Regions from separate parts of the Homo sapiens genome. Here regions 1, 2, 3 and 5 are each linked to region 4. The links are chromatin loops, found by intact Hi-C in ENCODE. Cell type or tissue: heart left ventricle. All regions are shown on one strand. Each heading gives the region's core, and the rest is flanking DNA. Links, peaks and the distances in the headings are about the cores only.

Region 1 (4,000 bases), core at 1-4,000, 660 kb after region 4:
GACTCAAGTGTGTCCTAAATATCAGCATTGGTTTCCTGCAGTTACTGAACTAGTGTGATTCTGGTCATAATGTCAAAATACATATAGTTAATGAGGAGTAGCTGCTTTCCATGGGTAGAAATAGCAGCAGACAATCATAATTCAAGTTCACACCCCAGTTTCTAATCTAGTTCCAAAGAGATGTTGACCTTCAAGAATGATCCAAATCTGGAGAACCTGTGTTGGAGTATCAGTTCACAGTTCATAAACTCTAATACCCAAGATCAGGCACAATCCTGATTATTAGTTCAGTACAAGGCAAGGAGGAATGGAAGCAACTGGAAAAGAGCTGATGTGGCTCCTTAAAGTAACAAGGCCCAGAAGGCTGGCTAGGATAAAGACTCAGATTCTCCAAAAAGCCAGACTTGGATATTAGGGAATTCCTGGTTCAAAAGAGACTTAGTCAAAAGGGTGCTAAATAGTTTTTCCAGCCTCTCCTGGTTGCAACTACTAAATTCTGAAGGGTGGTTACCTCCTATTGCCTTTGACTTTTAGATAATGATAATATTTTAAACTTATATTCTTAGTAAATGCAAAGCTTATTTTGAGATAGCTTGAATGGACTAGACCGAAAAAGAATTTAGCCTATTAGAATTAGTGAATAAGTAAAAGTAAAGAAGAATAATTTATAATTAGCAAATGAAGTCCCCGCCTAAGTATTTCTGAGCTCTACTTACTTTGTGATCATACTCTAAAAAATACATTGAAACATTTCTCCTAAATAGACAAACATACTCCTTTTTTTCCTGTTTATGTTACAGAACAAGCTCCCTCTTCCATGATAAGTATAGACTTAAATTCATTACCAAGTGGAATGATCACAAACTGAACTTGTGAATACATAACAACTACATTTGAAAAATAGCAATGAATTAAAGTCTAAAATAAATAATTATGATATAACTTGGTACACTTAATAAATCCATTCTGGAAGGCAGTCTTTAGTGTCTTTCTATTTGTGACATTGTTCATACTTAAACTTTGATGTTTTTATTGAAATGAGAGAGCCTCTGTTGCTGAGCAGGAAACCAATTAAGTAAAATCAGTAAGACTAGTCGGACATGCAAAAGGAGGTATAAATTTAATAAAATAAAGCCATTTAAAGTATGACATGTAGTTATTTACTTGGAGTCTGTTTTCAAATGAGTAATTTGTATAAGAAACCCTATAAGTCCTCAGAGTGACACTATGGAACTGATGAATGACTTTAGAGCAGCTTTCTTAAATTGGGAAGTCTTGCTGCTTGGGATCCAGAGGGAAGAGAGTAGACATGGCCATTGATCTAACTAAAAGTTTGGCAGTTTTTGTAGAATAAAGTACAGTATCTTGGTATGGTGTGAATACACATCCATTGTAGGTACCCAGAACTGAGTTTTACTCTTTTATATCTCTGTCTTATTCAAAGATTTCATTGTATGCTAAGAAATTTGAGTTATGTATTAAAAGCATCGATATGCTATTTATTCATTCTTGTGGCATTCATACAAAAGGACAGGCAAAGGACTTTGATTCCTGCAATATAAATAGGCAGCAGCATTCCTTAGACCAAGTGGATTTTCTTCTCACTTATGTATAATGATCAAAATAATTTACTACTAATAAAATGCACTAAATAACACAAAAGTACTAATTCTTTTGTTTAAAAAATTAGATTATTAACTCTGTTACCTTGTAAAGTTCTGTAATTTTATGGATGAGTAAGTAACAAGGAAGCTTCTCTTGTGAATTTCTATAACTTATAGAACATTAATGCAATGGACGTTTCTTATTTTAACCAAAAAAATATCGAGAAGGGTAAAAATGCTTTTTCCTACTTTATGTTCTTTACCACAAGAAAGCTTTTAAGAAGGAAACTATAACTTCCTTATCACTCTAATAACCAAATACATTCATATCCTTTATATAAAAACACAACGTAATCTTTTAATAGGTGCTAATGTGGATAATATCTTTGATTCTGTAACTAATCTGGGATATACCTGTTAATATCTAATTTTGAACTCTATATAGACCTTTGTTTTCTTTTATCATGTATTTTGATTTTTATCTTGATATATTTACTATATTTTAGTCACTAGATCTTTAGTTTTATTAGATGAAACTGTTGAAAACTGATAATATGTTGATGTTGGGTTGTAAATTTAAGACTTTGACGTGGATAAGATTATAAATACATGTTAATGAAAAAGGATACCAAGTAATTTAGTTTCAGACCAAGGTGATCATTCATACTTTAAAATCTAAGTAGAATGAAACTCTGATATAGTAGAAAATATGTGACAGCAGGTTTTAAGTCACATTTGGTTTGCAGGCCTAAGATTGGTAGTGGTAAAGCTGCCTTGCCATCTAGTGGTAGTTTGCAGATGGCTCCACTTGTTCAGGGCCTTTTTCTAGACTTTCTATTTTTAGCAAGGCTGCACTGTAGCAAGCTGACCTAATGCTTTGACATAGTAATAACGCAATAAGAAAAAAAAATAGTAAGAAATTTCCTCTTTTCTCCATGGTGGTGTTATTGACTAAGGAAGGCTCCATATAAACAACATTCATAAAGCAACAAGGACAAAAAGCTCAAAGTGTATAATATTTTTGATATTTTAAAAGAAAAAATCAAAAATGAGAAAAATAATTATTTAATATGACACTCAAAACTAAAAAAGAAAACCAATAATATATGGTTTTATAAGTCCTGGTTAAATGTTTTTGGGAGATAGATGTTTATTTCTGGAAATAAATTCTGCATTTTGAAGATACCTTAGTATCTATATTCATCTACTCTGCTATTCCTATTCAGACTTCCTAAATCCAGCCGTTTATATACATATAGTTAAATAATCTACATGCCCTCTCAATTTCCTTCTGTTATTAGTCTTGGCATTACCTTCACTTCCAGTGGTTTGCCTTTCCTCTTATCTTTCTTGACTATGGTTGTTTCAGAAATTAGTCTCAGAAAGTACTCTAAGCCAGGAGAAACTCCCTTTCCCTCTTAGGAAGTTATAAATACCATCTTAGATCTTAGATAAATGAACCAAAAGATTACTTGTTATATCCTTCTTAGTTTGAATGAGTAGGGTACTGAAACTCTGAAGTAGAATTAATTTATTAGACTAGAATATCTAACAGCATTAATATATATAGTTTAAAAAAATTCAGACGTTAGAAATAGTATTTCTCAGAATTAAATACACCTAGGATTTAGATAGTGGAGGTGAGGAAGTTGGCTTATTTATCAAACCTCAAGAAATAAAAATTAAGTTTAATTTTCTTAAAAATATAATTTTGTATCTTTAAAGAACACAGATTCTAAATGTTGAAAATAGAACAGATCTTTCCCTGTTATAAAGATAAAAGCAACTAAAAAAACAAAGGTGCCTAACAGCTGCTGGCTTTGATAATGCTGTCCTGCAGTTGTGGTAATAGTTTTTCTGGCCTCAACTATTAGAACAAATTAAAACTGCCCAGCTTGAATAACTAAGTAAGCTTTTTTAAAAATTGCAATTCAGGCAACTAAAGACCCTACAGCAGTAACTGGATGGACAGAGAGCAAAGAAGGGAGTGTCAGGTATTCAGAGTCTTTACTTGGGTTTTCCAGTTAGAATCAAATGAAACACTTTCCTATTAGAAATCCAATTTTTTGTTGTTTATTTGTTAGCCAAACTGCGTATTTAGGAGAAATTTAGGCTGGTCATTCTAGACCAGTATTTGGTTTTCCTTTCACTTTTCATGCTACTCCTGCAAGCCAAAGATGTCCAACACATTTAGTATGAAACAATAAAGCATCATAGTTTAAAATCACATCTGAGATAAGAGCTTAGCTATTGTTCAGATCATTTGAAATTATAGTTTTTCTTTTGAAAATATTATTGAAAATTCTTCCGAGTGCTGTAGTTTTTATTGACATTTCTTGATAAAAAAAATTTATATAGAGAGGAAATTGTAAATATGCAAAGGCTATTTATAACAC
Region 2 (6,567 bases), core at 1,566-5,565, 58 kb after region 4:
GGACTTATTACAAAATTAAGTCCATGTAAATGTTATAAAGTTTGATAAAATAAAAATACCATTGTAACAAACAGAAATAGGAAAGGGAGGAAGGTGGAGTATACGTAAGCATCTTTCAAAACAGATCAATGTATATGGTCTAAACAGAAACATGTATCCTAAAACCATAACTCTAAACTTGTTAATTTTTATCATAATCTCTTTTCTTAACTTCAGACAGATCTTCTACCATATCTACTATTGTGTGTAGTAAAGAAGCACTTATTTCAAAGTTCTACAATTTGATTAGGTACCTTTAGTTTCTTTTCCTTTTTATAAATGTAGGTAAAAGGATTTTAATATTTTTTATTTAAAATAACAGGCATACAAAATTGACAAATGGGATCTAATTAAACTAAAGAGCTTCTGCACAGCAAAAGAAACTACCATCAGAGTGAACAGGCAACCTACAAAATGGGAGAAAATTTTTGCAATCAACTCATCTGACAAAGGGCTAATATCCAGAATCTACAATGAACTCAAACAAATTTACAAGAAAAAAACAAACAACCCCATCAAAAAGTGGGCAAAGGATATGAACAGACATTTCTCAAAAGAAGACATTTATGCAGCCAACAGACACATGAAAAAATGCTCATCATCACTGGTCATCAGAGAAATGCAAATCAAAACCACAATGAGATACCATCTCACACCAGTTAGAATGGCGATCATTAAAAAGTCAGGAAACAACAGGTGCTGGAGAGGATGTGGAGAAATAGGAATGCTTTTACACTGGTGGTGGGACTGTAAACTAGTTCAACCATTGTGGAAGACAGTGTGGCAATGCCTCAGGGATCTAGAACTAGAAATACCATTTGACCCAGCCATCCCATTACTGGGTATATACCCAAAGGAATATAAATCATGCTGCTATAAAGACACATGCACACCTATGTTTATTGTGGCACTACTCACAATAGCAAAGACTTGGAACCAACCCAAATGTCCAACAATGATAGACTGGATTAAGAAAATGTGGCACATATACACCATGGAATACTATGCAGCCATAAAAAAGGATGAGTTCATGTCCTTTGTAGGGACATGGATGAAGCTGGAAACCATCATTCTCAGCAAACTGTCACAAGGACAAAAAACCAAACACCGCATGTTCTCACGCATAGGTGGGAATTGAACAATGAGAACATTTGGACACAGGAAGGGGAACATCACACACCAGGGCCCATTGTGGGGTGGGGGGATGGGGGATAGCATTAGGAGATATACCTAATGTAAATGACGAGTTAATGGGTGCAGCACACCAACATGGCACATGTATACATATGTAACAAACCTGCACATTGTGCACATGTACCCTAGAACTTAAAAGTATAATAAAAATATATATATATATTAAAAAATAAAATAACAGGCATAGTATGATCAGCAGATCAATGGGGGGAAAGAAGGAAGGGAAGGAGCGAAGAATTAGAAAGGGAAGAAAATTCTATTTCTGGTTATCTAATGTATTGTGGTTATTTGAGGGGTAACTTTTTAATCCCTCTTTTGCATTTGAATTTTTTATAGTGAACATATATCATTATAAAAAATAGTGATTTTTTTCTCTCATAAAAAATCAAATAAAAAGTAATAAAGACAAGAAATCAGGCTTACAAGAGCATTATACAGCTTTTGGAAACTAAAAAATAAGTTTGATCCACAAACAACTCTCTTGGATATCAAAGTTAAGAGTTCACAGATTTCAGCCCAAGGTGTGAGTTCTCTGGGATCTTTTAACTTCTCATAAACTGAGTCATGAGGCGGAAGTCTACTTTGTATTTTAGTGCCCAACTAAAGCTCTGTGCATATTTAGGAAGTCTGGTCTCCTGAGTGAACAAATCTAATGACCTCTCCTCAGTTCCCATACTGTCCCCTACAACAGTTGATTCTGCGATGGCACCCTCTTTTATACTCTGGGCAAAGGCCTTGCACACAGCAAGAATGCAAATATTTGCTGATTGAGGAACAAGGCATTCCCCTGACCACTCTCATCTCTGTCAGAGTTTGTGCAGGCTCCTTCTGTCTCTTATTTCTTACCTTAGCCTCCTATATGTAGTCTTCCACCAAGGTTAGGCTCTCATTTCATTTCTCTTCTTAGTCTATACACTTTCTCTGAAATATATCATCGATTCTCAAGTTGTAGCTCTGACTTTTCTTCGGCTCCAAATCCAAAATTTAAAGTATGTGCTACATATTTCTATAAGATTGCCTTCAGGATCTCAAATCTGACATGCCAAAATGGAATTATCTTCCCCCCTATGCCTGTTTCCCATCCCACTCCCCTAGCTGTTCCTTCCCTTACATCTATGGAGGCAATGGCAACACCATTCCTGCTTCCTGGTCACATAGTCACATAGACTGAAAATTTGAGAGCTATCTTCAACTCCTTTTTCTGCCTTGTGTTTAAATATTTTATACCTTTGTAATGTCTCTGATGCACATTCCATCCTTCCTATCAACACTGACATCATATAATGCAAAAACAGCATAACATGATAAAAAGAATATCAGGCTTAGACTCAAACAACCTAGAATTTGAGTACCACCTCAGCTCTGACTATGCTATGAGACCTCATATACATATTACTTGACATTTTCAATATATATCTTCAAATCATAGGATTATCTTGAGGGATATATACACACACATATACATGAGATATATACACATGTTATACATACATATATACACATATATACATATATGATATGTACATAAATATTATATAAGAGCAGTATTATTGCATATACTGTGTGTATATATATGCACATATATATAGGTGTCTAGGGTTCTCTGTAGATACACAAATATGTATGCATGTGTATATATATGTATACTCGCAAATACAAATGAAAGGTATTACTACAACCATTACTCTTATTATTATCCACGATGATATAATGTCTGACCTTACCTAGTATAAAAATGTCTAATCTTTAATCTCTCAGTTCTCCAGGCAAGCTTTCACACTGAAACAAGTATTATTTAATCAAAACATTATTTGTTTCCTCGAAATGGTGTGCAGTTTGCTCTCCTCTGACAACAGAATAAACTCAAAAGCACTTAGCACGGATTTCAAGGTGCTCCATTATCTAACTCTACCTTAGCATTCTGACCTCACCTCCCAGTACATAACCCCTCTATCAACCAGGTTCTATCTAGCCTCAGGCCTAGAATTGTCTTGCTCTAAGTATACCCTGCATTCATGCTGCTCCATTCAGTCTAGAATTTCCATTTTTGGAAACCTCTTATTCAAAGTCCAATTCAAATGTCACCTTCTCCATAATATCCCTATTTGTTTTTTATTAAGAATTAGCCCATATTCTACCTTTATTATCCTTCTGCATTGTAAACAGAGGATATTTACATTTCTTTCTCTCCAACTAAATTATAAATTATTGAAGAATAGAGACTGTGGAGTATTCACCTTTGACTCTCCATCACGCATCAAGTCTTATAAACAGTAAGCATTTACTGAATGTTTATAGAATTAAATTGCATAATAAAGCCCCTCAAGTCTTTTAATTTCAGAGAAGTTAAAACTATACAGTAAAAATGTAAAATCAACAAATTATTCATTGTAGACATTTTTTAATGCAAGTGAAAGAAAATATTTTTAAAATACATTGTAAGCTTTAAGGTAAACAAAAATATTGTTTGGTGCTCCCTCTGCTGGCTTTGCAGAAGCAACTTAAGAATGTTGAACAATAACACCACAAAGAAGTAAACATCAATTCAGCTTAGCTGCTCCCTTTATCTCCTGCAAACACCCAGAGTAGAAACTTTCCACTGAGTTCTTTTGGAAATAATCCTACATGTAAAAAGGTTTGTCTATGAAATTTGTTTACAGGGACAAAACTGATCTTAAAATTTTGCTGATAATAATCCTGTCAGAATTCTTGTTTATACCTTTGTTTTCTAACTAAACCACCGACTTTATGTATAAACAGTTTTAATTTTTAGCTGAAACTGTTGAGAAGCAAAGTAGAATAAGATCTTTTTGCTTTCTATTTAATCTATATATATATTTTTAAAATTGATTAGGAACATAAGAGGTTAAATTCTTCTTGTGTTCCTAAACAGAGTTATTCTGAGTACCCTGAAGGCATTTAATTCCAAAACAGGAAGCCAGAGAGAGGAACACTTGGTTACACTAATGTTATGCAGATCTTTTGGAACATATTTTCCTAAACACTTGCTGAAAGAACCTTTTCTATACTGCATGCTATCACATGAAGTTGGAGAAGGGTCCCACGGATACCACAGTACACTGACTGCTCAAATTGCCCCTTATTACTTCTCTATTTTTCTCCACTTATCTTACTTTAAAATGGCCATCTGCTTGCTCATAGAAGGGGGTAGGAAAATCAGGTGGGGGTCAGGGAATGTTTATTCATACACTATAGTTTAATTGTTTTGCATAAATGTGTATAAGAGCTATGATATAGCTTATGATAGTCCATTGTTAAGAAAATGATACCATAGTAAGATTAACCTGAGACCAGCAGAGGCTGTTAAAGATTGGTGTCCTTTCTAATAAATTCTTGTTTTATATGCTTTTAGCTCTACTATAAAACCTCTGTAATCTAAAACATGTTAAATGAGATCTCACCCTGGTAAATGAAACAAAGAACAATGGTAAACCACAGGCAAGTGGAAAAGGCAGTGGATTCATGCAGTTCAGAGGTGTGCATGCTGGAGCTACCTCTGTTACTGAGCAAATCACATAACACTGTAGGGCTCTATTGCCCAACCTCTCAAATACGGCTTCATACCACTAGAGATGAGCAAGCTGCTATGATCCCGTGACTAAACAAGTGAACTAGAAAGGTCCACTTTAAGTTACTGAGGTAAAAGATGGTAAAATAACACCAAGGTGGGTATATTTTTCATACGCTGTTTGATCTTATACACCATTTCAATGCCATTTTTAAAAATAGCTCTTTTTCTTACTTTCTTAGTTAAATGCAGTTATGTTTTAAAGAAAGTAAATGATTACTGAGCAATTACCCTCTATGCTGGAAATTAAGGTTTCATGCACATTCTTGATTATCCATAAAAATGAAGTCTTGTAATATTAAATGCAACAGTTTAGTCAGAAGAAGCCAAATAGGAAAAATAGTCAATATATTTGATTTGATTATAGTTACTTTCAAACAATGTATAACAAAATTAATTCTATTCTTAATTTTTAGACACTAAAAATTGTTATTGAAATCAGGTATTTGAAAGTCAAAATTGTATTTTTAGTCCATTCTGCATAGCTTGGAAATCATTTTTTCCTTAAGAAATCTCCATGTGAACAAGAACAAGGGTTTAGCCACTGCAGTAAGCTACTATTGGCATTCTTGTGCCGAGATTCTTGACTGTTAGCCTCTGCAACTGACAAAATCAAAGCCTGGCTGGTGACTGGGTGCCACTCTGTTAGGTGGGTGCCATAGGACAATGGCAGCCAGGCACAAAGGAGTGGGGAGAAAAGAGTCAGAGTACAGAAGGGTATTCCCAGACTCCCTCTGACTCATTCAGTAAATGGCAACCTCTAAAATGCTGAGCTTCTGTTTTTGAGCAGAGCTGTCAAATCATTAGATTTGTTTTTGGAATTTCAATTCATGAATATGTCCTCTAATGTTCAGAGGGCATTCTCACTGAAATATACAGTTACATATATGACTGCAGCAAAGAAATTCTTACATCCCAAAAGATTTAACAGCAATTCTTCATCAAACAATGATTCATTCCACTTTAAATTATCAAATGCTCTATTCCAAATGATACAACAAGGTTTCAGAGCTGTAAATTAGCTGGCAGACAATATCTAAAAAGACATTTTGAAGTGTGGAAAAAAATATTCAGAAAATGTGATTCATTTTCATTTAACATAATATAAACCCAATGATGAATGAACACAGGAAATTTACGATGTGGTTTATTGCAAAAAGGAAACAGTAGTATCCAATAAAATCTATGCTTTTTGCATTCCTTACAGTAATCAATTTACCCTATTAACCAATACCAGTACAGCAAATTACTGAACAAGTTCTGTAGAGAAGAAAGCCATTAACCAGGCTCCCGCTTTGTTGACGTCATTATGTGCAAGTGTGTGGTAACATCAAACACTGACATTGTTAGGTGTTCGCCACAATAACTCAGTGATTTCTAGATGGATGCAGCATAAACTGATCACAAAACCAATTCAACTATGTTACATTTATTTCAAAACACCTATAACATCAACAAATACTAGACACTTTGAAACAAAAATACATTTAAATGAATATAACTTTATATTCTAGATGTTTTTCCCCTGGAAAATAATAACAAAAGACCTTGTATATGACAATTCAATATAATCTCATATATAGGTTTAACAATAAAGCTTAAGTTGTCTCCCCCTTAAATCAGTAGGTCTCTAAAGGTATTATTTATCAGATCCTTGCTGGACAGATAATTTAATTAAATAATGGTGTTTAAGAAAAAACTATTGAGTTTTAAATTATTGTAACTCTCTGCTCTTTCTCTTGCCT
Region 3 (6,567 bases), core at 1,476-5,475, 390 kb after region 4:
TACAGTACATAATACTTGGTAGTGACAATAAACCACTACATTGCTGTTTTATGCATTTACTGTACCACACTTTTTACTATTTTGAAGCATAATCCTTCTACTTATTAAAAAAAAAAAAAGTTAAGTGTAAAACAGCTCCAGGCAGGTCCTTCAGGGAGTATTCCAGAAGAAGGCAATGTTATCATAGGAGATGACAGCTCCATGACTGTTATTGCCCCTGAAGACCTTCCAGTGGGACAAGATGTGGAGGAGGAAGACAGTGATATTGATGATCCTGATCCTGTGTAGGCATCGGCTAATGTGTGTGTTTTTGTCTTCGTTTTCAACAAAAAAGTTTCAAAAGTAAAAAAAAAAAGAAAATTTTACAAATAAAAAAGGCTTGTAGAATAAGTTTACAAAGAAAGACATTTTTTTGTAGACACAGTCATGCTCTGTCGCCCAGGCTGGAGTGCAGTGGCATGATCTCAGTTCACTGCTGCAACCTCTGCCTCCCAGGCTTAAGCAGTTCTCAGGCCTCAGCCTCCTGAGTAGCTAGGAACACAGGTGTGTGCCACCACATCCAGCTATATTTTGTATTTTCTTTTTAGTAGAGATGTGGCTTCGCCATATTGGTCAGGCTGGTCTCAAACTCCTGGACTCGAACTCCTGGCCTCAAGTGATCCACCCACCTTGGCCTCCCAAAGTGCTGAGATTACAGGTATAAGCCACTGTGCCTGGCCAGAAAGAAAATATTTTTGTACAGCTGTATAATATGTTTGTGTTTTAAGCTAAGTGTTATTATAAAATAGTCAAAAAGTTAAAACCTTATAATGTTCATAAAGTTAAAAAGTCACAGTAAACTGAGGTTAATTTATAACTGAGGAAAGAAAAATATTTTAATACATTAGCATAGCCTATGTGTGCAGTGTTTAAAAAGTCTACCGTAGTGGGCCGGGTGCGGTGGCTCATGGCCTGTAATCCCAGCACTTTGGGAGGCCCGGGCAGGTGGATCATCTGAGGTCAAGAGTTCGGGACCAGCCTGGCCAACATGGTGAAACCCCGTCTCTACTAAAAATACAAAAATTAGCCAGGTGTGGTGGCATGCGCCTGTAATCCCAGCTACTCGGGAGGCTGAGGCAGGAGAATTACTTGAACCCAGGAGGCAAAGGTTGCAGTGAGCCGAGATCGCGCCACCTCACTCCAGCCTGGGTGACAGAGCGAAACTCCATCTCAAAAAAAAAAAAAAAAAAAAGTCTACCATAGTGTACTGTGATGTCCTAGGCCTTCACATTCACTTGCCACTCACTCACTGACTCACTCAGAACATCTTCCATTACAACCTCCATTCGTGGTAAGTGCCCTATATAGGTATACTATTTTTTATCTCTTATACCTTATTTTTACTGTACTCTTTCTAAGTTTAGACAAGTTTAGATATACAAATACTTACCATTGTGTTGCAGTTGCCTGCAGTATTCAGTACAGTAACAAGCTGTACAGGGTAGTAGCCTAGGAACAATACGCTATACCACATAGCCTAGGTGTAAAATGTGCTATATTAGGTTTGTGTAAATAAACTCTGTGATGTTCACACAATGATGAAATTGCCTAATGACACATTTCTCAGAACATATCCCCATCATTAAGTGACACATGACTGCATATTTTAGAATCAGCTTATGAATTTCTACAATAAAGCCTCTTGGGATTTTGCCTGAGATCACATTGAATCTATAGATCACTTTGGAAAGAACTGACGTTATGACACCATTGAGTGTTTCAATCCATGAACATGATATCTCTCTGTTTATTTAAATCTTTTTTCATTTCTCTCTGCAATATTGTATCCTTTTTCAGCACAGAAGTTATGCACTTCATTTATTAAGTTACTTCTACGTATTTAAAATGTTTTTTGAAGCTATTGTAAATTTTGTTTCTCAATGTTATTTGCTTTCTTAAAAATGAAAAATCCTCATTGTTTTCTTATTCTGGAAAATATAAAGATATAGAAAAGAAAGTATCAATTATAATATTACAGCCTAAAGATTATTATTAACATCTTGGTGTATATCCAATACTCTTATTTATATTCATACCTACATATACATATTTTAAAAATATAAATGATGAATCTGTCCTTTGAAAATAAAAATTAAGCCAAATCAACATCAACATAACCTAAGAAGCATTGAGTGACTATCCTAGACCTACTTTGGGCATTGATTTAAAAATCCCTGTATATACCCATTTTGGGGAAATCAGAACACATTTTTTTCCAACAGAAACAATGTTTAAAATGGTAGATTATCAATTCAGGCCAAGCACAAACAAACAAAAAAAAACAAAAAACCCCTACTTAACCCATAATGGCTTTTAGCCTTCTGTCCCTGGCCAATTTTTATTTATTTATTTATTTTTATTTTTTTTGAGATGGAGTCTTGTTCTTGTTGCCCAGGCTGGAGGGCAGTGGCACGATCTCAGCTCACTGCAACTTCCGCCTCCCAGGTTCAAGTGATTCTCCTGCCTCAGTCTCCAGTGTAGCTGGGATTACAGGCATTCGCCACCACGCTCAGCTAATTTTGTATTTTTAGTAGAGATGAGGTTTCACCAAGTTGGCCAGGCTGGTCTCAAACTCCTGACCTCAGGTGATTCTCCCCACTCAGCCTCCCAAAGTGCTGGGATTACAGGCATGAGGCACCATACCCGGCCTGTCCTGGGCCAATTTTTAAATCCTTCTAAGGTAGCACAATCCCTATGCCTTTATTCTCTGTAAGCCTTGGGCCTCTTAAAATCCTCTAAGGAGAGAGACCCAGGATGGAACTGGTGGAGGAGCTTGAGCAACAGCAGGAGCTGGGAGTTGGGCAGGGAGCCTTGTACGATACTGACTCTAGGGTTCCTGTGTCTAAGCCTCAGAAGTCGGGTGGACTCTGGCAGTAGAACCGAGTAGTGCCAACTTTTTTTCTGTAGTAATCTTTCCCAAAGAAATTCTCCTGAGGCTGAAATTCAAGAGGTCTAACCTCAAGGTAGTCATGTTGACCAAGAAACATAGCCTGTACCTAAAAGGTAATTTCAGAATAATTGATTGAGTTCTTTATTTGCCTTTCTCAAACACCATGCTGTCAGCACACAGTCCACAGCCTCCTTTTCTACCCCTCTTGACTTCCTATAGCTTTTCAAGAACTCTCTTCTCTAAATCTTGAAAACCTTTTTTCCTAGACATATCCCATGTGCCTTTTTCCTTCTTCTCTTCTCTTTCTCTCAATTCTGCATTCTCTAGCTCTAAAGAAGCATCTGGCAATGACAAGACCCTCCCTGAGGACACAGGGGCAAGGACAATGCTGGGAAGGCCCCACATGAACAACGTCCACCAAACGTCCCTGAGTGGAAGCTTCCTAAGTCAGGAAGAGCCTGTGTAGCTTGGAAGACTTGTGGGAAGTTCTGAAGGCTGGGGAAAGATAAAACTTATTCATAAAAATGTATAGCTCATTCTCATATGTAAAGATCATAGATACCTCAGAGGGAACTTTAGAGGCATGTCATTTTCAGGAATGTTTTATCCACTTTGCTTTGAGCCTCCATTACTAAACCATGCAACAAATTGTCTCAGCCCTGAGCTCCAGAAGGGCCTAGGTTTGGAATTCTGCGGAGCTGCAGGTCAGGAGGGAGCTGTTTTGGCAGTGCAAAACAGGGAAGCTGGCACGGCGGCTGTCTGTGCTGTGTTGATCTTTTGGTCTGATACTTGTTTTTAGTTTCACTTTCTTTTAATTATGGTCTTTCCATATCTGACCTTAACAGCACCCATTCTTTTGGTTTGTTGGTTAATTTTAATGATAACAGTGTATTACCATTAGAGTGGTTTCTCAGGTCACAGTGTATTGCAGAGAGCAGATTGTTAATTAAATGGTAATGTTTTCTGAATTTGGAAGTAATTTCTAAAGTTAATAGTTATTAGTTACCTTGAAATTGTAAAACAAAATCATCAGTATATAAAATCAGTACATAATTAGCAAGCTGTCCTCCAAGAAGCAGATCACATCATACTGTGTCCAAAAGGAACAGCTTTGCTGACAAGGCACTGACATAGTTAAGAGAAACCATGAATCACGTAAGGGGCCAGGAAAATGGTGCTGCCCAGCTCACATTCAGAGGCAGCATAATTTATGAAGCTCTGAGGACAGTGGGAGGTAAGCTGTCAGAAATGCTAAGTCCTCTGTGGAATTATTACATTCCCTTTGAAAGATTCGATGTCATTGAAACGAGGTAATCTGGGGAAGCTTGGAGGTTCTGTGCAATTGGGGAAATATGCAAAGATACTTGGAAATGAAGCCAAATTTTTTTCAGCCCTTTTCCCACTGGAAATCAGGCCCAAGGTCTTATGAAAACAGACTTTCTTTTCAAACATCAGGAGGAAATACTGCAAGAAGGATGCCCATGGCACTTTGAATGTTCCGGATCCACCAATATCAGAAAGGTCAGAGCAATGTAGAAACTGCGTGGACTGTGACTTTCAGATCTGTGTTTGCTTCCTCTCTGAGCACATTCTTTTCAATTATTTAAGATCAGATATTGTCTATGAGTTCAAGGGGAAAAGAGAATGAAAAAATTAGCACTATATGTTGATGAGTTGTGCAAACTTATTATCAGTTATTATATTTATTATTACTTCTGATAAGTACTTTCTAACACTTACTGTTGAGTGCTTACTGAGTGCTGAAAACAGTGTGGAGTGCTTTGCCTGGGTTATTTTACTTAATCCTGCCATAAATATAAGCACCACCTTCAGTTTACGGATCAGGAAACTGAGGCTTAGAGAAGCCAAGCAACTTGCCCAAGATCACACAATTTATCAGTGCTGGAGCCTATATTCCGGTCAGTTTCTTTAGCTTTTATAAAGGTATCAAGTTTTAATCTAATAAAAATATTAAAATGACTAGATCTACTTGACATTTTGGAATTGAATAAGATTCACCTTGAGGTAGAGTCCTCTGGATTTTGGCATAGCAGACTGACTATTTTTTTTTTGTCAAATCATTTTTATACAATTCCTTTCTGGTCCATAATGGCTCTGTGCATGTACTCTCTGAATATAGATGCAATCACTTCACTGTTAATGCCTACAGAATGTTTCCTCAGTAAGAAAGAAAGTTTATGCAACTTTGGAAAATGGTGTCTGAACACCAGTCCAAAACCACCTCATACGACTGTCAGATTCTTTTTTTTTTCCCCTTTTCTGTTCATATACACAGTTCATCCATTATGACTTGGATCATCAAGAGATTTCTTTTAATGGGTTACATTATTTTCTGTCACACAGCCACTTATTTCCTTGGAGGTCCATTGTACACACTATCCATTTTCCATGGGGGTAGGTAGTCCTGTTTCTGAAGTATTTATAAGAAATTTTATCATGGTTTCTATGGCAATAGACCATGAGAACATTCCTTCAAGCCATTTAAGATGATAATTCACCAAAACAAGTGCATTTATTTTTGTTTACTATTCGGCCATTGAAAGGTCTGGGGTAACTTAGTTGGCAGTTTGAAGAAACCTTTTCCTTCTCACTTCTGTGCATCAGGCAGCTACCTGGTCAAAAAAATTGATTTTAAGAAACATGAATGGCCACAGAGCAATTTTAGCAACAGTTTTTGCTGAACCTTTTGTGGTAAACATTGCCATTTCCTAGGTGCAGAGTGATTGGACTTCAAAATGAACCATCAAGCCCACAGGCAAGCTTAGTACAGAAGGCAGGCCTGCTTTCCAGGATAGTAGTTAAGCTTTTCTCTTCTGAATCAAATATCAGAAATAAGCCTTTCCCATTTGTGTATGATACCAGAATAAATAGAGGCCCCTCACAAGGGAAGCATTTTGATTCAGCTCAATTCAACAGATGGTTATGGGGACATAGTGTGGCATTGCAGAAGGACAGCAGGCTTTGGGCTCACCAGAACTGGATTCAAATCGTAGCTTTAGCTGAGGAGCCCTGAGAAAATGACTGGCCTGCTTTAAGGCTCTTTCCTCACTTGGAAATTAAAAACAATAATGCCTACACTGTCAGGGTGTTCTAAATATTAGAAATAATATATATGTAAACTGGGACCTACTTGGTCCTATCTTGGAGAAGAGACAGAGGCTAGAAACAGAAGTAAATCACATTCTTTACCTGGGTTTCTCAGAGCACAATAAAAGATACCCTGTTTGTAATCTACGACAAATTGATTGGGAGAAACATGAATGGCCACGCCTTTCTCTCATCCTTCTCCCCGAAGTCCTGCTCTCCTAGGGCTAATCTTTCTTTTCCTTCCTCTTCCACCCACCTCATTAGTTCTGTCCCTCTGGCTCCAGGTCTCTTAATTCTGCATCAGAAATGCCTAGGAACCTGGAAAAAGTCTGATTCTCCTCAGAGAGCAGGGAAGAGGAGAAGCTGCAGAGCAAAAGCCAGAATTCTCTGTAGATGGCAGAAAGGGCGTGGCCAAGACTGCAAACACACACCCATAAAGAGGTGTGCGCTGGCATATGCACAGAAAACTCAATTCAGTGCCTGGGACCTAGCAGGTTCTCAATGAAAAGGTCCTAGATTAATAAGCGCCC
Region 4 (6,567 bases), core at 1,111-5,110:
TCTATGCACTCCAAAGATGTCCTCTTATTGCAAACCACAGACAATCCTTTTCCTGCTTGATGATTTATATGCTGCTTTAATTCCAAACTTTCCATTATTCTTTCTTTATCATGGCGTTTATCTTAGTTTGATTCATGCTGCCTTTGAGAAGGAACTATTCTTTGATTATTTCTTTTGCCCTGTTTCTCCATGAGCATCCTTCAGGCCTACAACAAGTGGACAAATCTTTCACATGAAATATTTAGGCTACATTTTTAATTCTATACCCTTTTTTCCTGGGCCAATAATAGAATGGTCTCCATAAAGGACAGCCATTCCTTTGCTGAATGGAGGAAAAGATTCCTCCTCTATTCAAATGCAGCCCTGCTGACTAATTAAAGAAATATGTCAAAACAGCTCCCAAGAAGAACCCATATGTCATCCAAAGAATTAAATGTTTTGAAAATAAGAAGAACCACTTGGTCCATTTTTCAATAGAGACTGAGAACAAATGAAAAGAAAGAGATGAATCAGAATTCAAGATGAAATAAATATAGAAATCTCTAGCTAAATGTAAGGAGAAAATATTTAAGCCTAGGCCTCTGGTAAGGCAAAAGGCCATTATGTATGTGCCTAAGGGTTTTACCACCTTTGTAACATTTGCCACTAGCTTTTGATCAAAGCTGAGCCCTCAAAAGGGAAAATGAGACATAAAAAGGTCAGGGAATAAGAATGGTAGGGAATGGATAGAAGGCTTTGGCATGATACAAAAAATTCTTTAATATGGTATGCTTCAAAAACAGTGGGAAAAAAAGAAAAAAAAAACAGCATGCACTTGAAGATGTCAATGCTTTGTGGGAGTGGATTTACTAAACTATAAGGCACTATTCCAATGTAGGCTATTTATTATTACTCAACAGACGTGCAATTATGTCTCACCCTCTCCTGAGTGACAAAGGGTATTAACTGTGTCCCACCACCTCTCCCAAACCTACAATGACAAAAGTAGTTAGAGAAAAACAGAACATTGGGATGGAAGGGCTTATTTCTTCTCTTAAATCCACGTTGCCCACTTGGTAACTGAGCTCCTGTACACCAAAGTAGTAGAAATGAGAGGCAGAAGCAGAATGCTGTCTCAACTTGGCTGTCTGCCTTCAAGAATTAAATAAAAATACGTGTTTATAGAAGTGGAACAGCTGCTTCAGCTAGTTTGGATACCCACTTTTGAGTCCTCAGGATGTTCTATTTTTCTAAGTCCACTACTCCTATAGTCTCTGAAAAGTATCAGACTAAAGAGTAAAGATACATAGATGGTTTGGGTCTTAGGTCTCCTGGAGACAACAGAATTACTTCCTCTTTCAAAACCTGGCATAGCAGTTGAAGTAGGCACCATCACAATGTTTCCATTCTTGGGCTGTATTTTTTAAATGACTAGAAATTCTTCTTTATCGTTTCACTTAACAAATACTTGATGCTGTGCCACAGCTGAATAAGCCATATATATACATACATATATCTTATACATGTATACACACAAAGCCATAAATAAAGCTTCTCACTTTGTAGGCACTCAGTATCAATTTCCTTCACTCTTGTTTTTATCTTGAAGCTCTATGTTCCAGCATATCATTTTATAGATATAAACAAATATTTCTGCTATAGTACAAATTGTGATATAATAGAATATATGATATGATATGACATGACATGACATGGGAGCGACAAGAATAGATGGCATGTTAACTGAGTCTTGGGCTACTAGTAATTGGCCTGGTGGAAACTGGACCATATAAAGAAAAGGAATTCAAAGTCTAAGGGATTTGCATTTCGAGAACCAGAGTAAAGATTTCTTCTGAAATCTAAACAAGTTGATACAAGAAAGGGTAATGTAAATTTAAATGGAAACTATTTATTACTTGTTTTGCTTTTCCTTAAAAAAATAGGTACAGGGAGAAAATTTAGAGCAAAGCAGAGAAATTAATTTGTACTAACAATCAAATGCAAAAGAAATTATAAATATCTGTCAAAAACAAGGCTAAGTGAACTATTTTTGAAGCAACAACAACAAAAAAAGACCCCTGGGCAAGAAATTTTACAGTCATCCTCTTTCTAGGTCGGAACTCTCTTAGAATGAGACAAAGAAAAATCCGGGCCTGGAATAAGAGGAAGACATTAGGAATCCTTTCACCACACTGACAGAGATTTGTTTAACAAACAGATGAAGGGCCAGAGTAATCAGATATCACAGGAAAAAGTAAGGAGAATAAAAAAGACTGGGGGGGGAATAAATGAAAAATTGTGACTCCAGAGTAAAGGTTGATACATTTTAAAAATATCCATGAGGTTAAGTTAGGTGGAAAGAAAAAATAAATTATTAGAATATGATAAAGGAAAGAAAGAACCATTCTTCATGTTTCTCCACCAGAAAACATTCAGTATGCTGCACAAAAATTAAATTTGATATTTTAATGTACCTGAACAAGCACTAAATGAATTCTGGGCCAAAATAAAATTTTAAATTCCTAATACCCACTCTACACAACACAAAGCAGTGGTGGTGGGGGGCGAATGCTTCTACATAAAAACAAATGACTTGTTTTGGTTTACCTTTATAAGGCATAAATGGAGGGCATTGTAAAAGTATACAAATAGAAGCCAAGAATGTTAATTGTGTTTTTTTAAAAGAATAGAAAATCGTGAAGAAAGGATCACAGAAACTACACCAATGTCATTAAAATATAATTGGACTTGCAGGAACAATTACTGTGCTGTACTGTAAGGGGAGCTGTTGGCACATAAGAGCAAAGCACACATATGAGCTCATCAGCAGGCCTTGGCAAGACCCACTTCCAGCTAGAAGCAGTCATGTTTCAACACCTCTGATTCCCTAATGCTGACAAGCTAAACAACTTGTTTTGTCTCTGGGAGCTCTTCTCTGGTGATTAACTGCTTATGGTGAATACTAATTATATGAAAGTACAGTATTGAAGAAGTAATGTCTTATTTCCTCTACCTGCAGCCTCGACTTGTCTCTGAATCTAGAAGGCAGAGCCATTGCAAACCAGAACCAAGAAAGACATTTTCCTCCCCCTGAATAAACAAATATATCTCCTACTTTTTAGTATAGCACAGCTCACTGACAAGAAACTTCCTTTAACCTCTGGGCTCCAAACCAAATATAATTACCATAAAATGAGTGTTTTAAAGGCTTGTAATAATTATATGGATAAATCCACAGCAAGAGTTTGTGAATTAGTGAACTATCAGTGTCCTCCATTCCCCATGTCCCATGTTGAAAATTTACCCCAAATTGTCAGTTCTTAGGAACTGCACCTCAGATTAAAATCTTCTCACCAGGGAGTCTATGAGAATTTCTTCTTGTGTTTTAAATCCTAAGTGCTTGTTAAACTGCCAACACTGCAAAATTAGAGACCATTAAACAATATAACAGCAAGTGATTAAATCTACCAAACATACATTCAAGCAGCTTAAGCTACTTTTGAATTAAAAATAAAATATCATTGGCTAAATTCAGATGTCTTAGCTATCCAGAAAAAAGTCAGAAGGCTGTTCAAAATGCACAATGCTGCTGATAAGGCCAGATACAAAAGGAGAAATAGGGCAAGGGGTTGGCTGAACAGGAGGCTCATCTTGGTCCCTGGGCCTGGGTGGCAGCACATCCCAATGCTGACCCGGTTTAGGCAGTGGACTCTAAGCGGGAAGCCATGGCTGTGCTGCAGAGTGAGGACGCCATGTGGCTGCTGATTAAATAAGCTTTATTAGCTAAGGCCTCCAAGGAGACAGGGTATTCCACCTTCTTGGCAGGGGAATGAGTTGAGTAACAGCATCACAGGAAGCTAAGGCATTGGAGATGTATAGATGGCTGAAGGAAATGTTAGTGCTATTTTTAAATACAGCTTAAGCTAATTGATAAACATTTCTTAAAATAATTATTAGCTTTTGGGGAAGGAGGCACAGGAGCTTCTGAGTTAATTGGATCATCTGAGATTAAAATAAATTTTTACTGTAAAGTTAGAAGTAAATAAACATTGTAGCTTTAAGTTGTTCCTACTTGTTTAAAGTAAAGAAAAGAAAAAGGGCCAGGGGGCTTAGTCAACTTCAGGCAAAAGGCCAAGAATCTGAAGATCAGACTTAAGGCTGAGATGATATCATTCACGCTGAAGTCTTGATACCCTTTCTGAAGCATGAGAAAATTTAGTGGTAAAACCTTACCTCACCCACAGTTTTCTCATTTTTAACTCTATTTTTTTTCCTCTGGAGAATAATTTTCCAAATATGCTTTTTGCTTTATATGTAAATGTTATAAATTTACTTTTAGCTTCAGACATGTTCTTACCTAAAAAGCTTGCCCTAAAGTAAAGTACAGGCACTTGGTAGCTACAGGAATATAAGACATGATACTCATATTTAATCACTTCGGACGCTGCTGCAGTTTCAATCACTTCACAATCATCCAAGGGTAGCTCGAAAGCCTCCTAAAAAAAAGCAAAAACAAAACGAAAACGGGTTTCTTAATAAGAAAAGTACTAACATGGAGAGGAAAAGAGGAGATTTTCTTCTCACAAAATAACAGTTAAATAAATATAAGGCTATGAGGCAAGGAAAAGGGAGTTTCCCATATTAATGTTTAACATTTGAGTCCTGGGTAAATAGTAAAACCAGAAAACATTAGCATTAAGTAATTCCAGATTGTTTTTGAGACACAAAGAGGCTCTGGATAAAGAAAAAGGAAAAAAAAATCTGAAAAGATCTATTGCCTGAAAAATCTTTACTGTACAATTTTAGCAACAAGATGATGGCTATATAAGCTACCTTCTTCCCTACCTGTGAAAGCTAAAAACATCCTAACAATTGAACAAGAGGCTGTGAAATGTCCCTAAAGATTCTATTGTACTTGCCAAAAGATGATTCATTGTGTGCTGAACAATTCCCAGTTCCATTTTGAATAAGAAAGTTATTTTGCAAGAGGTTGAATTTGTTAGGTATATTTCAAAACCTGAGATGATTCTGTTTTCTTCATTATTGTGCTATCTTTGGTATATTTCTACAATAAATCTTGATTTATAATAGAGTAGATGGCAAATATTAATGTCAACTTGAACAGAGTTTTGTAAGCAGAGATGATGATAGTCATCTCACTTCTCACCTGATCATTTTTTACTGGTTGATTTTTGTGTGTGGGGCTTTTAAAAGAATGTACCTTACTGTTTAGAAGCAATTAATTGGACATGTTGAGTCAGACCCTGGTTCCATCCACTTTCACTTATTTATTGGGGTTGAAGAATTTCCTTTGAAATTAAATTAGTACTAGAAGGAATGAAGCAGGTTGGTTTAGCTCATTTCTACCTCTCATTAAAACAGTAACAACAATGAACAATCAGAAATAACTAAGGAAAGATTTCATACTTTATCAATATGAAATAAGGTTTCCTGTGGAGATAAGCAAAGCCCCAGACTACTTTCAAGATCTGTATCTCCTTTACAGATAATTCTGTAATTCCCTACTCACAGTCAGTTCACTGGGGAGATATTACAATGGATAAATCACAACTGGAGATGTTTACAAAATATTTTTCACTAAACTCCAGTAAACACCATCAATTAAACATAATAAAATAAACAGAAAGAAATCATGGAAATAAATATGCCAGATACAGAAAATTAATACAGTAGCAAGAAAAAGATTTTTCTATTTTGTTTTCTTTTTAAATTTTCACTAGGCATAGGTATCTGTACCTTCTATTACATCAATTCTTTTAACCAAATTCTTTCTTTTTGGTCAATAATTGGGTTGCTTAGCATTTATAATTTCCTTTCTTTCTTAATATTATAAAATAATTCTATCTTGGTGGTAAAAATTACAAATATTGCACAAGTACATAAAAGAAAAAATGAAATTCCCCTCATCTCAGCACTCCTATACCTCAGGTTTGTAACCATCGTTAACAGGCCAGAGTGTATTTTTTTTAGACTTTTTGATTTTTGGCACACAAATACATATACACACATAGACACACACACACCTCCTCCCCACCCCCGCCCCTGCTTAAATCCTGCTATACATACATATGCTCCTAGAGTGGATATTTTCACTCGTGGGCATCCTGCCACGTGCTGCCAAGTCACTGCTATAGATTTAGTGCCTTTTAATGCCTTCTCTATATTTCACTGCATGACCACACCATAGTTGCTGTTGTGTTTTTTTTTAACATTTCCATATTGCCAGATATTTTAGGTTGATTATAGTTTTCTGCTACTTACAAATAAGGCTGCAATGAATATCACAGCACATATACCCTTGCATACCTCTATTTTTTCTATGGTGCAGATTCCTAAGGGTGGAATCACTGTATCAAAGGATATGAGCATTTTAAATTTCAAGAGATGCTGAATCTCAAAAATTCCATCCTCAGAAAAAGGCTGTATCAATTTATATTCCCAGCAAAAATGTCTGAGAATGCTCTTTTCCTATATCCAATAAATACTGAATATTGTTTTTAATTTTTGCCTGTTGATGAATTTTTAAGTATCAATTTCTTATCGTTTTAATTCCTAGTTTCTTGGTTA
Region 5 (5,230 bases), core at 1,231-5,230, 310 kb after region 4:
CAGAGCCCAGGCAAAGCTAGCCTGGAAAATACTGAATTGATGACTTTGCCACGCCAAGGTTTCTCCCCGGTGGGGTATGTGCCAGGCGTCTCCTCTGTGCCTCCCTGTGCTGGGTCCTCGCGTGCTGCATACTCCCTGGACTCGGTCCCACCTCCACCAGCCTCCTAGGCAGGAGGAAATGCAGAATCTGCTCTACCCCAGGTTGCCGCTGACAACTGAAAACTGAGTCCAGGGAGACAGCGTCCTGGGCAGCCTGTTTTTGCTTTTTCCCAATCTGTTCAATTCAGTTTCCTGCCGACAGGAGCGTTCTCTTTTGCCAGCTTTAAATCACTGAGTGCCCTGGGCATAGGCCCGGCCTCTGGAGCTGTGCCCAGTGCTTGGCCCACTGCTTGGCTCACTGCCCAGGAGTTGTCAAGTGTCTGGACAGGGTATCTGTCCCTTCAGCTGCCTGTCCTCCAATCTTCTCCTTGGAACAGTGAGATGGGACACATCCATCCCTGTCATTTTTCCAAGCCTACCCAAAAGCTTCTTCATGCCCTTGTTATGGGAATGGCGCAGTATGGTTACAAGCATGGGCTAAATGGGGAGGGTTCTGGGACTTTTAAAGGCATTTAGGGATTCCTTCTGAGCCCTCCAGTGGTCATAAAATACTTTAAAGGGCTTCTGGGCCCTGGGCTGTGGGTTCTCCAGGAACCACAACCTGAAAGCAGCCTCTGCTTACAGGCCTCTTCTAGAACTTCTTCATCCTTAAGATCCTTTGACTAAAAATAGTTTTTTGGGGGTGGGGGCGGAAATAAACCTGGCTAATTTTATCTTTAAAGAGCTTTTAAGTGAGGCTGAACCTGTTAATCTGTGCTCTGCCAGAGGAGGCCTGATGGGGGCACACTACAGGATACAGACTAGAGGAGAAGAATCAGGCGTGTGGCATAAAGAAGGAACCACCAGCTAGGAGGAAGGATGGCAAGGCTGGAGAATCCTGGCAGGTCAGATTTCCCACACCAGGCTCCTAAACACAGAGATTTCCATCATATGTAAATCTCCAAAGTAGGATGCATTCAGAAAATTGTAGGAAAGTAAACATATTATTTTTCCACTAGGTAAGTGGCCATCGCACATGTTACATATCTGGAAATTTAAGTTAGAGCAGCTTGATCCTTTTCATATCTAATTCTTAGTAGTAGTTCCAAGCCAGGTTGGTATTGCTTATTAACAAAACCGAGGCTTCTTCCCGCACCCCCCACCGCCCACCATAAAAAGGCAGTTATCCCTATAACATAAATCTATATATTAAAAATTTTTGCTATGTTTCCAAAATCATAAGCAAGAGAACCAGGTTCTTTTCCTAATTCAAGATTCTTTATTTCCATATAAACAGAAAGAAATGTCTGATTAGGTTTTTAGAAAACAAGTTTAGCTTGCAGAATAAGCCATTAGAAAAAATCTCAATTTTACCTTTATATACAGCACATTTGGAAAGAAAAACAATTGTGGACCAAAGAAATCATGACATGCTAAAATGTAATTGCCGTGATGACTCTGATTACAGCCACAGTCAAAAGATATTCTAAACTTTTAAACCCACAGTTTAGTTAACTTTTTTTCATGTCTCCTCATTATAATAACAAGTCATAGAATAAATGGTCATTTAGAGCATTATTTATCTAATTCCCACATTTGCAATGAGCTGGAGATACTTTCCACATTCCACTTTTAAAAATTCACTAAAAATTCTTTGGGTCGCAGGAGTAAAATTAAACATCCTGCCATGGATAATGGTAAGTGAAATTGCAATCTGTGGTCCTGGGTGTAAAGATTAGCTTCACTCCAAAGCATTCCCAAATAGAATAACTTCAAATGCTAAACTTTTCTTTAATATTCCTTATGGACAAAGAGATTCTATAACAACTTGAGGAAAAAAACCTATTCTATGTTGTGTGAAAACGTTAAAGATATTTTTATCTATAAAACTACAATTATTATCAAGGGTTTACTAACCCATTTAGGATTTTAGAATCTTTCCTGTCTCATTTCAGCATACGGTACTTTTTGGCTAAATACATAAACTCATTATAATTTCAACACAGAATTTTTTACAGCAGCAGCAGTAGCACTCCCAAACATGTAAAAACATGTTACAGGTTATAAAACAGCAACAGATTTCAAGTGCAGTCAAAGTAATCTCAGATTAAAACTGGCAGCAAGTCCTAATAAGCACATTCACCCAAAAAATAGCATTAGAGATTGGACTGGTTATTAAAAACAAAGAAGGAAAATAGAAATAGGACATGAATGTAGCATAATACAAATACACACACACACACACAAACACAGCGAGACAGAGAGAGAGAATATAGTATGCATAGGTATTAAAATACATATATATTTTAGCAGACAGAAAATCCCAAACAGCCCTATAGGAAGCAGGTATCTCTCTCTCACAGAACTGCTTTCATTTTGACCCAAATTTGCTGGCTTACTTGAAATGATTTTACCTTTCTCATTACAAATTCATTTAAAGTAAAACTGTAGAATCTTGAAATTTAGAGCATCAAAAATTATTTATCTTAAGGGAATGAATTCTGCCATTATTTAATTTCATATACTATTTCTTTTCTTTTGTCATTTTTTGGTGTTAAATTTTGCAAATTTAGTCTAATGCCAACCAGTGATCTGCCTGGGAAACTTGCCTTAGCAGGCAGATGTCCAGATCAAAAAATAGCCTAGCCTATCTTTATGGAAGAAATATACACAAACATTCACACATCATACAAAACAAGGTTGAAATGGGTGGGGCCACTTGATTGACGTCCATTTGTCACTTTCATTGGAAAATTTCATGGGCAGCTTCCAATATGCTTAGACAAATTTAGATGAATGAAAGCGCTGACTAATGATGCTATTATCTATATACCAAATATAGAAGAAGGCCTGAAAACTCTGAGTTGCTCATGTGAACTACTAAAACGAGGGGGGAGGAGAACTTAGAAAAATGAGAAAGATATATGTTAAGACAGCAAATTAATGAAAAGAAATAGCATTCAGATATGTAAAATGATAAAAGATCTTAGTGTATTCAACAGGGCCAAGTCTTTAAGAATTGCAAAAAATGCATTATCTACCATCTTTTTAGCAATAAAATTATTTTAACCATCAATAACTAAGGGTTGTTATTTTAGGAGAATGAAGTCAATACATTTGTTTCCCTGAGGCAGGCAGGGGCAGTATTGTGCTATTCCTGAACTTCATTAATATTCATTAATTTTTAAAGCAGTTTGGTTAGCTTTGGCTATTATCTATGCAGATATTTTGCCTTTAAATAAAAATAATGACAAGAACTTCATTATTTAAAAATGTAATTAGCATGAAATTCAAAACCTATGTTTTCATTAGTGGACACTATTCACTGGAAAGTATATATTTTTCAGAAAGATCTGTTTTAATTGAATTTCTAGGATAAAATTCTAAAAGTCATGCTGACTAATATAACCTAAATGTAACTGAAATTAAACTGAAAATACTTTACAAATTTTTCAAATCAATCTCCACTTTAAAGAACACCATAGTTGACCCAATTAGTTCTGCAAATGAATTCAGTTGTTTGACATTCTTCAGCATTTCACAGTAGACTATTTTCACCCATCCAGCGCCTTAGATCTCTAAAGACCCCAATGCACATTTAGTGATATTTACCTTATGAAGTAACTAAATCCAGATGAGCATAGAGCTCACATCACTGTAAAAAGAAATTGTTTCCTCGTGCTTCCCACTCCCATTCCGGAACTAGAAACTGAAAACTCTGAAAATTATCCTTGTGCAAGTAGGGAATTTCAGACAGAAATGCAAAATAGTTTTATTTGTAAATAAGCCCAACCATAGGAAGCATACAATACCTTGTTCTGCGAAAGGCCTCCAGTCTTTGTAAATCAGGCTTTTTACACTATGACAGATGAACAACCAGGGCAAATAATTCATGCACATGGAGTTGGAAATGGAATTCTCCACATGTCCTTCATTCACCTGTCCACACTGAGGTCCAATATGTTGAGTAGTACTTTGTGGACTATAAGAAAATAAGTAAATAGAAATACCACCCGAAGAACAGGAGTCTGAATAAATAATTAAGGGAAATTTTTGAGGCATGGCCAAGGGGAAAATTTTACCGTAGTGAATAGCCAAACTTTTCAAAAAACACATTTCTCTCTGCCCTGCCACCATCCCCCCACCGTGTGTGTGTGTGTGTGTGTGTGTGTGTGTGTGTGTGTATGTGTGGGCGCGCGCGCATTTAAGGACTGCCTGCTCTATAACTGTATTTTAATGCATTTGATTTCTGTTTGTCCAAAGTACCTTCCAGTTTCAAGAAACGCCCCGGTTATATTTTCTTCAGATTTTGTTTTTTTGTTTAAGGTAAGCTGGCCCCTTAAGACTGATACAATTTTCCAGTTTAGGGCAGTTTGAAAAAGAGGAGAAAGCATCTTGCTTCTTGCTATTGAAGATACATGACTGTAGACCTAATTTTCCTAAAAACATACTCACTAACAGATGACCAACAAGAAGAGAAAATTCAGCTCTTCGCTTCCTAAATGGATGAAACCTGCCTCCCCACTCCCACAATATCATAGTGGGATAATGAGTAATATTAATCTCTTCAGAGATATTTACTCACTCCGACTTATTTTTGAAGAGTAGAGAAGAATGTGGCTGCACCCACAGGTGGACAGATACTGAACTCTCTCAGCCGCCCCATCTGCCTGGACACCACGTGGGGTATTACCGCAACCCCCTTTCTGTTCTCCCCTGTTTGAGTGCAGTACTAGTGGCTTTCCGAAGCAGATACAAAGTTATTATCAGTGTCTGAAGTTCCAGCCCCTCCACAAAAGCCTGTGGCCCCCAAGTAGCACCCCTTCATGAATGCCTGTGTCTCAACTCTGCAAGGCCGACCTTGTCCTCTCCATCATCTGAGCAGGATTGACCCTGTCCGGGTAAAACTATGGAATGGAAAGTGTTAATCAGAGTCCCCAGGCGCTGGTGGAGCACCTGGAGCGTCTCAGCAGGGGAGCAACTGGAAACCACAAACATCAAACTGTGTTGCTGCAACTTGAACTAAACGCCGAGACCTGGCTGAGGAAGTCAGTTAAGTTTAGACCAAATGGTCTTAATCAAGGATACCAGAAGAGACCTCTCAAAGACAGAAATGATGGTGCATCCCTGCCCTCCAATCCTATGGAATTTT

The links. Hi-C counts contacts between places; a loop is a spot of excess contacts. Peaks named below come from ENCODE experiments on the same cell type or tissue, not always from the same donor. Only the 100,000 strongest peaks of a DNase experiment are listed, where the experiment ranks them.
Region 1: a loop joins it to region 4, with 8 times the contacts of the local background. A loop is called at or near these places in 73 of 110 quality-filtered maps.
Region 2: it touches region 4 in a loop (6-fold over the local background); 23 of 110 quality-filtered maps call a loop at or near these places.
Region 3: a loop joins it to region 4, with 3.0 times the contacts of the local background. A loop is called at or near these places in 9 of 110 quality-filtered maps.
Region 5: it touches region 4 in a loop (4-fold over the local background); 70 of 110 quality-filtered maps call a loop at or near these places.

The regions. Positions count from the first base shown.
Region 1 is chr5:81,505,545-81,509,544 of GRCh38, reverse strand. The region is part of intron 5 of SSBP2 (single stranded DNA binding protein 2); the gene reads left to right. Among named protein-coding and RNA genes, the nearest start is that of ACOT12, 110 kb to the right of the region's middle. RefSeq lists a silencer at 2,309-2,458. In heart left ventricle, for the core only: a CTCF peak has its summit at 2,386 (motif pointing left); no DNase peak of the experiment used is centred there; H3K4me3 peaks cover 1,029 bases; H3K27ac peaks cover 1,490 bases.
Region 2 is chr5:82,104,627-82,111,193 of GRCh38, reverse strand. The region is part of intron 3 of ATG10 (autophagy related 10); the gene reads right to left. Among named protein-coding and RNA genes, the nearest start is that of ATG10, 140 kb to the right of the region's middle. In heart left ventricle, for the core only: a CTCF peak has its summit at 3,720 (motif pointing left); no DNase peak of the experiment used is centred there.
Region 3 is chr5:81,776,354-81,782,920 of GRCh38, reverse strand. LOC107986384 (a long non-coding RNA gene) reads left to right here and starts at 4,111. Exons shown (of 3, transcript XR_001742518.1): 1 at 4,111-4,163; 2 at 4,321-4,450. In heart left ventricle, for the core only: no CTCF peak of the experiment used is centred there; a DNase peak (open chromatin) is centred at 3,660; H3K4me3 peaks cover 1,118 bases; H3K27ac peaks cover 1,648 bases.
Region 4 is chr5:82,162,307-82,168,873 of GRCh38, reverse strand. ATG10 (autophagy related 10) reads right to left here. Exons shown (of 8, transcript NM_031482.5): 4 at 4,337-4,475. Among named protein-coding and RNA genes, the nearest start is that of RPS23, 110 kb to the left of the region's middle. In heart left ventricle, for the core only: a CTCF peak has its summit at 2,758; no DNase peak of the experiment used is centred there; H3K4me3 peaks cover 335 bases; H3K27ac peaks cover 1,381 bases.
Region 5 is chr5:81,852,691-81,857,920 of GRCh38, reverse strand. It overlaps LOC124901018 (a long non-coding RNA gene), which reads right to left and starts at 4,723. Exons shown (of 6, transcript XR_007058843.1): 1 at 4,664-4,723; 2 at 3,891-4,060. RefSeq lists enhancers at 789-838, 5,180-5,230. In heart left ventricle, for the core only: a CTCF peak has its summit at 3,209; no DNase peak of the experiment used is centred there; H3K4me3 peaks cover 582 bases; H3K27ac peaks cover 2,859 bases.